2 separate regions of the Homo sapiens genome follow, and region 1 is linked to region 2. A link is a contact called in ENCODE POLR2A ChIA-PET data. All regions are on one chromosome and are shown on one strand. The core of a region is the stretch at or near the end of the contact, and the rest is flanking DNA. Distances in the headings are between cores, read along the strand shown.

What was found. ChIA-PET counts read pairs that join two places held with the same protein, here RNA polymerase II (POLR2A).
Region 1: POLR2A ChIA-PET joins it to region 2 with 10 read pairs in WTC11. The contact joins two enhancer-like sites. POLR2A ChIA-PET finds 5 or more read pairs at or near these places in 2 of 52 experiments (OCI-LY7 and WTC11).

The regions. Positions count from the first base shown.
Region 1 is chr9:107,066,144-107,071,398 of GRCh38, reverse strand. All of the region lies in intron 3 of LOC340512 (a long non-coding RNA gene), which reads left to right. Among named protein-coding and RNA genes, the nearest start is that of ZNF462, 210 kb to the right of the region's middle. Within about 2 kb of position 3,923, at least 2 of the 41 ENCODE cell types and tissues checked have a DNase peak (open chromatin) inside an H3K27ac peak, as active enhancers do.
Region 2 is chr9:107,016,870-107,022,581 of GRCh38, reverse strand. The region is part of intron 4 of LOC340512 (a long non-coding RNA gene); the gene reads left to right. Among named protein-coding and RNA genes, the nearest start is that of ZNF462, 160 kb to the right of the region's middle. Within about 2 kb of position 2,306, at least 2 of the 41 ENCODE cell types and tissues checked have a DNase peak (open chromatin) inside an H3K27ac peak, as active enhancers do.

The DNA.
Region 1 (5,255 bases), core at 2,674-5,173, 47 kb before region 2:
ATATATATACATTTTTATATAAAAAGACATACTTATCACAGTAGCATCATATTTCTCCATGGCTTCAATAATTTTTTCTAAGATTTTCCTCACCATCAGACATTCAGAAACATTTCCTGAAGGATCCTTTAGTAAATTAATACTGCTATATTAAGATTCTTAAATCCTTTAATAATTCTTTGGATAATTCCTAAATTACTCTAAGAACTGTATCCTTGGAAATAAATCCTAAGAACAAAACGAACATGGTTTTGTTGGAAGGACCAGCTAGAGAAAATAGCCATCTTAAAATGCAGTCGAAAAGTGGCAAAAGCTTTTAGACAACCATTAGCTATCCTCATGGAGGAACAGATTAAAATGTCTAAAAGAAATAGAAATGTTAAATGTTCCAATTTTGCATCAAGTATGTAATTTCTTTTTTGTTTTGTTTCATATCCAACCAGTTGGAACCTACAAAATAATACAGCACAGATTTCTTTTTGTTGGTCCTGTAATACTTCCCCTGGAACAATTATGCATGTGATTGGGGGACTGTCACAGCCAAACTGATGTCCTCCCTTGGGACCATGAGGAACAATTGCCCTTCCCCATGGGGTGGCTCTAAAAGCTGAGTCTAAAAGCTGAGCCCGTTTGATGAATGGCAGCAGCCCTCTGGACTGTGCCACCCTTTGTGGATGGGACAGAGAGACTACACAATTGGGCCAAAATACTTTCTCCCAAATGGTCAATTGCAAATTGTGTGTGACTGCAGGAGAGCTCTACAATAACCAAGGAAGAGAAACCATGACAATTTTAAAAAGTACTGAAAAACATGTTTGTTTGTTTTTCTAAATCCCTAAGGGTCTTTTTGTTTGTTTATTTTTTTACTGGTCCCAGTTTGTTTCCATCCTTTTCTAGGCTTTCATGTCATTAAATGAACAAGGCATGGACATTTTATTTGCAAACCAAGTAACACGTAATATATTTCTGTGTTCCAAACCCCACATGATGTAACTTCAAATCGACAATGTGAGAAAAATACATATTAATTTAATTACTCTCCAAATATCTATTTTTTAATCCTCTCTGAATGGCTCTCCCACCTCATAGGCTTTAAAACTTCTGGAAAATGCAATGATGAGTTCTAATAGACCCTGCTTTTGCCTCTGGATAGTGGAACTCTATCATTTATCTCAGGCTAATTTGCTAAAGCTGTGCACACATTAATAAAATATATTATTTTAGGGGAGACGGAGGTGTCGAATTATTGCTTATGTCATTTCTTAAGAAGTCGTGCTCTTAATGCTTAAAAGAAGGCTAGCATTGTTTGCACCAAAAAGTTGGTGATTCCCTCCCCGAAATAGTAATGAAATTACTTCTGTTGAATAAACTTTTAAAGTCATTTTAAAAGCTGACCAAAAAAAAAAAAAAAAGCTTCTGGAAAACAAACCTACAGAGTGTCATATATGGGGTCAAAATGTGGGCCTTGGAGGCAGGGACTGAAATCCCTGTTTGGCTAACACTGTGATTTTTGGAAAAATGTTTTAGCCTCTCTGAAACTCAATTTCTTGTCCATAAAATGGGCTAGTAAAGCTTTCAGGGTACCTGGAAGGATTAAATTATAGAATGTGAAATACAGTCCTAGGAGGGGAATAAAGGTTAGACTCGGGTTCAGGAGCCAGCAGCCTGGGTTTGATTCCCCATTCAGCCACTTAATATGTGCATCAAACCCCTTCACTTCTCTGTGCTTCATTTTTCTCATACATAGAATGAAAACAGACCCAGCATGACAGCTCGTGCCTGTAATCTCAGCACTTTGGGAGGCCAAGGCAAGTGGATCACTTGAGGTCAGGAGTTCAAGACCAGCCTGGCCAACATGGTGAAACTCATCTCTACTATTAATAAATATACAAGGGTGGGTGCAGTGGCTCATGCCTGTAATCCCAGCACTTTGGGAGGCCGAGGTGGGTGGATCGTGAGGTCAGGAGATCGAGACCATCCTGTCCGATATGATGAAACCCCATGTCTACTAAAAATACAAAAAGTAGCTGGGTGTGGTGGTGTGTGCCTGTAATCCTAGCTACTTGGGAGGCTAAGGCAGAGAGAATTGCTTGAACCAGGGAGGTAGAGGTTGCAGTGAGCAGAGATCACACCACTGCGCTCCAGCCTGGAGACAGAGGGAGACTCCCTCTCAAAATAAAATAAAATAAAATAAATATACCAAAATTAGCTGGGTGTGGTAGCACGCGCCTGTAGTCCCAGCTACTTGGGAGGCTGAGGCAGGAGAATCACTTGAACCTGGAAAACGAAGGTTGCAGTAAGCCGAGATCACACCACTGCAATCCAGCCTGGGTGACAGAGTGAGATTCCATCTCAAAACAAAGGAAAAAAAAAGAAAGGAACGAAAACATTATGTACCTTGGCTGATTATCAGAAGGCTTAAATGATTTCATACATGCAAAGTACTTAAACAATGCCTGCACCATAGTAAACACGTGATGAATGCTTGCCACTATTGTTGAACAGCATAACTCCCCTGCTCTGAATCTACTTTCTCATGTTAATGGGGTGTCAGAGGCATGTCTCCTCTCTCCACCCCAAGCTCAAGGATATTTGAGTGAGCCTGACCAGGTCCAAAGTTCAGCTTCTTTCCCATACAGAGAGATAACACAGTGTCCCTTTATGAGTTTATGAGTGTGTGGTGGTTTAGCTGGGAGGTGCCCACAGGCAATGGCTAGATTTCTGTCTTGTAAGGTCTAGAACTGCAGGTAGGGTGTTGATGGCATTCATTCCAGGGAAGAAAATGTTGCAAAGCTAAGTGATGACCCCGCTCACCAAATGGTCCCATCTGCCCTGGCCAGTCTGTGGGGTTGGGGTTAGTGCCTTAGTCTAACAAGGGCTCTTGGTTATGATCCTCGTTCAGGTTACACCTGAGACACCTGAAGAAGACCTAGTGCTTCTGCAGAGCTTCAGATTACACAATAGGCACCAAAGAGCTGACCCCCAAGAAGTACTCACCTAGTCATACCAGGCAGAGTTGGACCCTTGCTTGTGTACAAGGTGCAGGGAATGATTGGCCCCAGGGAAGTCATAGTGATCCAGTGAAATAATTGATTGTCAGAGATCTGGTCATGAGAACTGCCTCAGGAGAATAGCCCAACAAAGTTGAGTCAGCCCAGCAGAAGCCCGGACCTACTCTGCAAGAGGAACTTAAGACATTTGATACCTGCCTCAGTCAGGGAGACCAAAGGATCCAGGCACAAGCTTCGCAAGTGGAGTTTTATTAGACTTGCACACTTCCATTAGACTGGGGCCTTCTCACAGTAAATTGCTATTAAATTAAGTTTGGCCTAAAGCTGCATCCATACATATTTTAATATTGGCTTAAAGGTTTCTTCATACATATTAAACTGTAACCTGACTTGCTGTGTACACAGAGTGTAACGTACTCTCATAACAGGTAGCGAGTCTCAGCCAATCACTGCAGCCGAGTTTCAGTCCATTACAGGCAGCCAAATGTTTAAACAGTGTTCAGATAAGGCAAACGCCAACCTGTACCTAACCCTGCTGTTTCTGTACCTTGCTTCTGTGTTCTGTATGTCACTTTCCTTTTTTGGTCTGTAAATGTTACCCAACCAAGCAGCATCCCTGGAGTTGCTCTGAACCTATTCTGGCCCTTAAGACTGCCCAGTTGGTGAGCTGATCTTCATTCAATTAAACTCTGTTACATCGGATTATTCTAAAGTTTTTCTTTTAATACTATTTTCAGAATTTTCACATCATCTGGGTGAATTCTGAAAGGACACCTACATAGTAAAAACACCCTCTCTCCTATAATCTGGGTGACTTTGGATAGTGGAATAAGCCTGCTATAGTGGATGAAGCAATTAGTCCCCACCTGTGTATTTCCTGGGTGCGGGCTCCTTGCTCCTCCAGGCAGTGGATGTGTAAGCAGGTGGTTTTCCCACTTTGAGATGGCACACCCAGTGACCCTCTACACATATACCCCAACCTTGCAAATGATTGCTTAAGGCCAGCGGTTCTGATTTGTGAGTTGGGCGCCTGGTTTGTCATATATACAAGCCTTTGGTAGTGAGATTTGTAGGGTCCCTTTCCTCTTCATTTTTGCCCTAATATAATTTAATCCCAGGCCCTCAAAGCTGACTTTTTGCATAAGATAAGGACTTAATGGAATCTTGTGAAGGCAGAACTCTAAATACTTGGTCACAGCCTTCCTTTACCAATTCTCCAAAGGTGAAAGGCAGTGGTGGTGGGGATGTTGGGGTTATTACTACTCCTGGAGCTTCCTCTTCCTCTTAAATAGTACCCCAGTCTTAACTGGATAACCTCAAAATAGGTCACTAAGTAGTTTAGCAATCCAGAAATAATCCTTCACAAATATCCTATAATACCTCTACCTGCCCCAAAGCTATCCTATTCTGAGAAGCACCAAATGAACCCTGTCAGCCAAGGTCTTCTTTTTAAAGATGGTCAGGCAGATTCTTGCTACAGCAGAAAATAAATGTGTTCTCTGCAGGCCATCAAAATACCCAGGTGTTTGGTGGGATAATTTGCTATATTCACAGTTTTCTTTTTAATAAACATGAGGTCTGGACTATAAGATCCTTAGGAACCCAGCAACTTGTTGGGATATTTTATCTGAAATATTTGGCCATCAGAATATTGGAAAGATTATTCTGGGACAACTGTAGGCACTTTTCATGATGACTTTCCTAAGATAATTTAAAAATTTTGAAAGCCTGCCAACTTCAAGTTATCTGATCCATTTGAACCATGTTTCTAAAGCTCAATCCTAAATAGAACTCATGAAACCAAAAGCTTTGTCCCTCCTTGGTGACATTATCCCAAGAAGATTATTATAGAATGCTGAGGATGTCACTTTACCTGAATAAAGGATAGTGGCATGGGAGAGGTGGTGCTGATGCATTGAAGACTTAGTATTTGAGTGACTAATTTGACCTTCTTCTAGCCTGGAGCTAACAGAGTAGATCTCACACCAGCACTACAGCATGAAGGTAGACACAGCATGATAATAGCAAAGTAGAATTACCACAACCTCAGCAAGTCAGTACAGTCAGAATCAAGGTTGTTTGCTTGGAGGGAAGGGTATAGAGGAGAGTTAATATTGGCAGTAAAGTGGGTATGGCCTCCCCAGAGGCCAGTATTAAGCTGACATTCTTAAGGTGGTCTCACTGGCATCCAAAAGCAGATACTCATTTAACTCATGCACAAATTTGTAATATCCAGCAATTGTC
Region 2 (5,712 bases), core at 1,057-3,556:
TAGGGTGGAACTGAATTGATGATGGCCAGAAAAAAAGATCAGAACCCGAACCCTTGATGAGATCATTGAGCTGCTGATCCTACTGCATGGTGTATCTGACTTCTGATTTTTTGAAGTTATACATTTCCTCATTGTTTAAGCCAGTTTGAGTTTGAGCTGGGATCTGCTATTACTTGCAGCACAAAGCATCCTAACTATATCAATGACTTCTTTGTTCTAGGCACAGTGCCAGGCCCTGGAAACCTAGTCAATAAGACACAGTCTTTGCTCATTGTGGAGTGAGAGAGGTACAGAAGTGAGCAGAACACTTCAATTCTGACTTATCAGTTCAGTGCAATGATCTCAGTAAGCCCTAAAGGCTACAGGAGCACCTGGGAGGGAAGCCTCATTCAATCCTGGGGGCAAGGGAACCCTTCCTAGAGGAGGTGGCATGTAAGCTGAGACCTGAAGGATGAGTGAAGATTCACTGAAGAGATGTGCTTTAAGTCTGAGAGAGACAGGCTCAGATTTAAATTCAGAAGAATCCCTCTAGCAGGCCATGGAGTAGAGTGTTTTACCCTCAAATGCTCATGCATATTGGCTCCCAGTGCTCCCTGAACACTTAGGGTCAGGCAGCTGAGTGTGTACTTCATCAGTAAATCTTGGGGAGAGGGAAGCCCCTTTTCTAACCCTCATATACATGTTATGAGGATTAAATAAAGTAATACATGTAAAGAATTTAGCTCCATGCCTCTTTCATAGTCTGTGTGCAATTGATGGTAACCACCACCATCATCATCATCGTTGTTGTAGTTTTTAATTCTTTAGTAACGTAGGAACTTTGTTTCCAAGAACTCTCAAAGTGTGATTTGGAGGTCAGTTAGGATCTTCTAGTATCTTCACAAGGTTCATAAGCAAGAATCCTGCAGTGTTTACATTTAAACCAGGACAGTGACTATATTTCTAAATCTAACCATAATCAATAACCAATTTAGGATAATTAATAGAAGCAAGACATCTTCTCATGGCTGCTTAGTCAAAGCATGACCATCTATCACTTGGGAAGCCTCTTCACAGGTAGTGTCGGGCGTGGGGTGGTGGGATGCATGGTGACTGACTGGAACTTTTTAAGTATGAGAACCCTCTGCAGTGGCAGAAAAGTATTTGCAGAGCAATACTTCTGTTTCTGGAAGACTCAAACAGAGCTGCAGTACAGAAAAAAAGACTAATAAGTGAGGGTGGCACTTGCTCAACCAATTATACAGAGTGAAATTATGAGGCCCTCTTGGACCACACCTCATTTCAAAGATCAGCACTGAGCTTCTGCCTCACTTCTACATTAGTCAGGCTGCAAATACTTATGGAGCAGCCCTACAACAAGCCAGGTGTGCTCATAGTTGTGGGGATATAACAGGAAGCCTGAGAGAGCCCCTGCCCTCAAGGAGCATGCATTTCACACTCTGCAGTCCTCCTCTGGCCCCGATACTGCTTTATCACATGGCATTTTCACAGTGGATACTTTTATTCCCCTTTCTACGGATTAAAAAAACTAAGGCATAAAAGAGGCTAAATAGCACCCCAGGTTTCAAAGCTCATAAGAGAACTCAAACCTGGCTCTATCTGACCCCAGAGCCTGTGGTGTGAGCTCTACCCATCTTCCATCTTCATACTTAACGACTGAAGAAATCAAGCCATTTACATTTCTGCAAGGCCAGCAAGAGAAAAATCAGTGGATGTAGTAGAGATGTAGTAAAATCAATGGCCACATATCAAGTGTCTACCACATACCAAGCACATCCTAGTCTCTTTAATCTGTTTTTATTTTAAGCCACCTTAAGGAAGGTGATGTTATTGTCCTTTCTTTGCAGATGGGGAAACAAAGGTTCCAAGTCACTAAAGAATTAAGCACAATAACAATGAGAATGATGATGATCAATTATACCAAGTGAGCACAAACTATGGGAAAGGCCTTACTTATTGTATTTAATCCCTATAACATGTATGTGACTAGGTACTTTTATGTCAATAACTTTAATGCCAAAAATAGATGGAGAAGCTGAAGTGTGTGAAGGTTAAGTGCCCAAGGCCACACTATAAATGGAGCAGTCAAGACTTGAACTAAGGCAACTTGGCTTCAGAGACTGCACTCTTAACCAGGCTGATGCCCCGTCAGGGACAGGACACAGAGGCAGGGCTTCCCTGCTTGACAGGCTACCAGAAGCCAGAGTCTTGGGGAGATGTAGATGGGCCCAGGCCTGCATCTGCAGTCTTCCAAACAGCCCCCTGGAGGAGGTTCTTCCAGCTCTAGGGAAAGGTCAGAATTTCAGTCTCATGTTTTCACACATCTTAAATGGATTTCAGAAGCACTGGGGCTGCCCCAGCTCCTCTCTTTAAACAATGTGGTTAAGCTGTTGTAGCGTTGCTAGAGACTGCATTCCTCCTGCATTGTGATGTGGTTTTTGGCAGTCATGCATGCAGTTAGCTAAACCAAACTAAGCTGTTTCATTAATGGGAATTTCAAGAGAGAAATTGTGAGTAGAAACAAGGCAAGTTTGCTATCCAGCCCTAATTCAAAAAGCCACATAATTAGGTAGGTGGGGAAAGGTAGTGTCCCCTCAGATTCCTAGAGTGACTCTCTCTCGTTTTTCTTTATTAGGTGGTGGTGGTGTGTGCATGCTTATGTGCATTTGTATGTGTGTGGAGGGATGTTGGGAAGGAAGTCCCAGCAAAAGATCTATTACCCTGGACCCTCTGGGTAAGCTTTCTCTGTCGTATGAAGAGCATAATACTGACTAATCGGTTTCAGCTCTGTTCAGCTTCCTTTTACTTCCACCAGTTCTCTTCTACACAGCCCTCAGCAGCAGCTCCAACCCTTCACCTCTCTGCCTACTCATCCCTCTCCTCTGACTTCGGATCCCACCTCAGCATGAACCCCGTCACTCCCTGAATCTTTCACCTTCATGGAGAGGAGAGCACATTCCCTTTGCACTTCCTTCCCTCTTCATCTCTAAAGCCAATTGTTCTCCTGTGCCCTGTATCCCAGTAAGAGTTTGCTTGTCAGTGCCCCTACAACTGCCATGGCTCCTTCTTTCCAGTGTGATAAACATGTCCAAGTCATGTGTATTCTAAAAAACAGTCTTCCCTCAACCCTCTCTCTCTCAAGCCACCGTCCCACTCTTACTCACTTGGCTTCACCACTAAACATCTTGACACAGTCTGCCCTGTTAGTCACAGCCAAGGATCTCCACTCCCATCACAGCCAATTCCGGCTTTTCTCCCCTCCTCTACTAGCAGTCACTGCTGCCGTCTATTATAATTTTCAGACCCAGGGGACCTCTTCTTCCATTTCCTAGCCACCTCTAAGCAAGGAAGGAGGAGGAGGCTCAAGGTGACCTCTGAAGGGGGAGTGTTGGTATTGAGTTCTCTGGCGTTTTCTCAGGGAGAGCCTGGAGTTGCAGACAAAGACATTTTTCATCTACCAAGCTGCATATTTTTACTTAGATATTTTAAAAAGCAATATCGAGCTCTGAAAGAAAATGTAACATTGATGCCAAATCAGATGAGAACTAACACTTGGTATCAACAGGAATATATTTGAATTTAAAAAGGCTAGCTGCATCTGACAGCAATGTGTCTCAGCTACTTAGAGGCTGAGTGGGGTGGGGGTGGGGGAGAGAAGAACATTTCATCATCCATCCATCCATCCATCCATCCATCCATCCATCCATCCATCCATTTCTTCCACAGACATTTATTGAGTCCTGATTCAGGGCCAGGTTCTGTGCATGGCACTAGGGAGGCAACAATGAATAAGACAAAGAGAAGGGTGTAGAGCAGTGGTTAAGGGAATGCACGTTGGCTGCTTGAAGTGCTCCACCCCTCCTGAGCTGTGAATCTTGGGCAATTATTTAGCCTTTCACTAAGGGTTCTGATTTATAAAATGGGGCTAATAATAGTAGTCACTTCATATGTGTTTTAGGAGGACTGTAGCGGGTTGAATGGAACTCCCCCCACCCCCAAAGATATGTCTAATTAGAATCTGTGACTTTGACCTTATTTGGAAAAAGAATCTTTGCAGATGTTATTAAGGATCTTGAGAGGAAATCATTCTGGATTAGGGTGTGTGCTAAGTCCAATAACAGATATCCTTTTAGGGGAAAGGGAAAAGACACAGAAGAAAAGGTGATGTGAGGGGAGATGGCAGAGATTGGAGTAACGCGTCTGTAAGCCAAGGAACACCAAGGCTTGCCCACAGCCTCCAGAAACTAGGAAAGAGGCATGAATCAGGTTCTCTCACAGAGCCTCCAGGAGGAACCAACCCTAATGACACCTTAATTTTCCACTTCCGGCTTCCAGAACTGTAAGAGGATACATTTCTGTTGTTTTAAGCCACCAAGTTTGTAGTCATTTGTTACAGCAGTCTTAGGAAAACCAACACAAGGATTAAATGAGATGATGTGTATAAAGTATTTAGAACCATTCCTGGGACATAATGAGCCTTCCATAAATGTTTATTAAGATGGGGGGTAGGTGACAGCTAGGGTGATAGTCTATATCTTGTGACTCATAGGGAGGCAGGGAAGGCTTCACATCAGAAGTGACATTTAGGCTGAGTCTTCAATGGGAGGTAATTCCAGAAGAGAAAAAAAGCTTAGCACTCAAGATACGTGCGGTGTGAGTTGTTTAGAAAGGAACTGACATTTTCAGGAAATGATGAGCATGATATTTCAAGACACTTTATAATTTCTATGATAGAATGCTATTGCCTATCAACTCCCAGGCCTTGCCAGAGAAGCTTACTGGAAGCATTTTATCAACACTTCCTTTCCTATTTCCTTTCTGTTCCCTACCTGAGGCTAATAGAGAAGACAGTGAGATGGGAGAGGCTGATGTGATTCCTCATATTTCCCACCTACAATTCGGCCTTAAATAGCCCCCTCATAGCTCTGTGACATAATGTGACTGCTGGAGTCAAATTTTCCCTTCCGAAGGGCTACAAGAAATCACCAGCCGAAGCTCAGTCAATATAGAACATGGAGGCTTCTATCTTACCATTGCTTTTGGAATTTTTTCACTCAGGAAGTTCAGTTTAAGAATGCAATTGCAGTGAACTTGTCTTGACTTCAACTGGCTATCACTTTACAGCAGTAGAAACTGCTTCCAGTTATAAATAACAAAAAGCCTAAATAACAGTGGTTTAAACAAATGTCTTTCCCCCTCCCTACTCCATCTCACAAGAAATTCAGGATGAGTCCATTTAGGCTTCTACAGCATAATCACAATGCATTTAGGAACCCAGCCTCCTTCAACTTTCTGGGGCACCAGTAGGTCATACTTTAGAAAGCATCACACTTTCACACTCCTGTGGTCTCATGGTTGTAACTTGGCTGCTCCATATTCCAGAAAGAAGAAAAAGGATGAGGGGATGTAAAAGGGGATGTAGAAGGGGAAAAGAATGCAGTGTGGAGAAAGAGGTGATATCTATAATTGGAAAACAAAAGTTTCCCAGAAAGTTTCAGCTTACATTTCATTGGCCAGAAATGTGACATATGGTGTTCCTAGCTGCAAGGGAAGCTGAGAAATATATTTTTTAAAGCTGGGTACATTACCATTCCAATTAAAATTAGGCTTCAACTAAGTAAGAAAAATGGGAGTGATAGCTATTGGGCAGGCAACTAACCAACCACCATTGCCTTTGTTAGTTGAACATAGTCTTTGTTAAACTTAAATCTG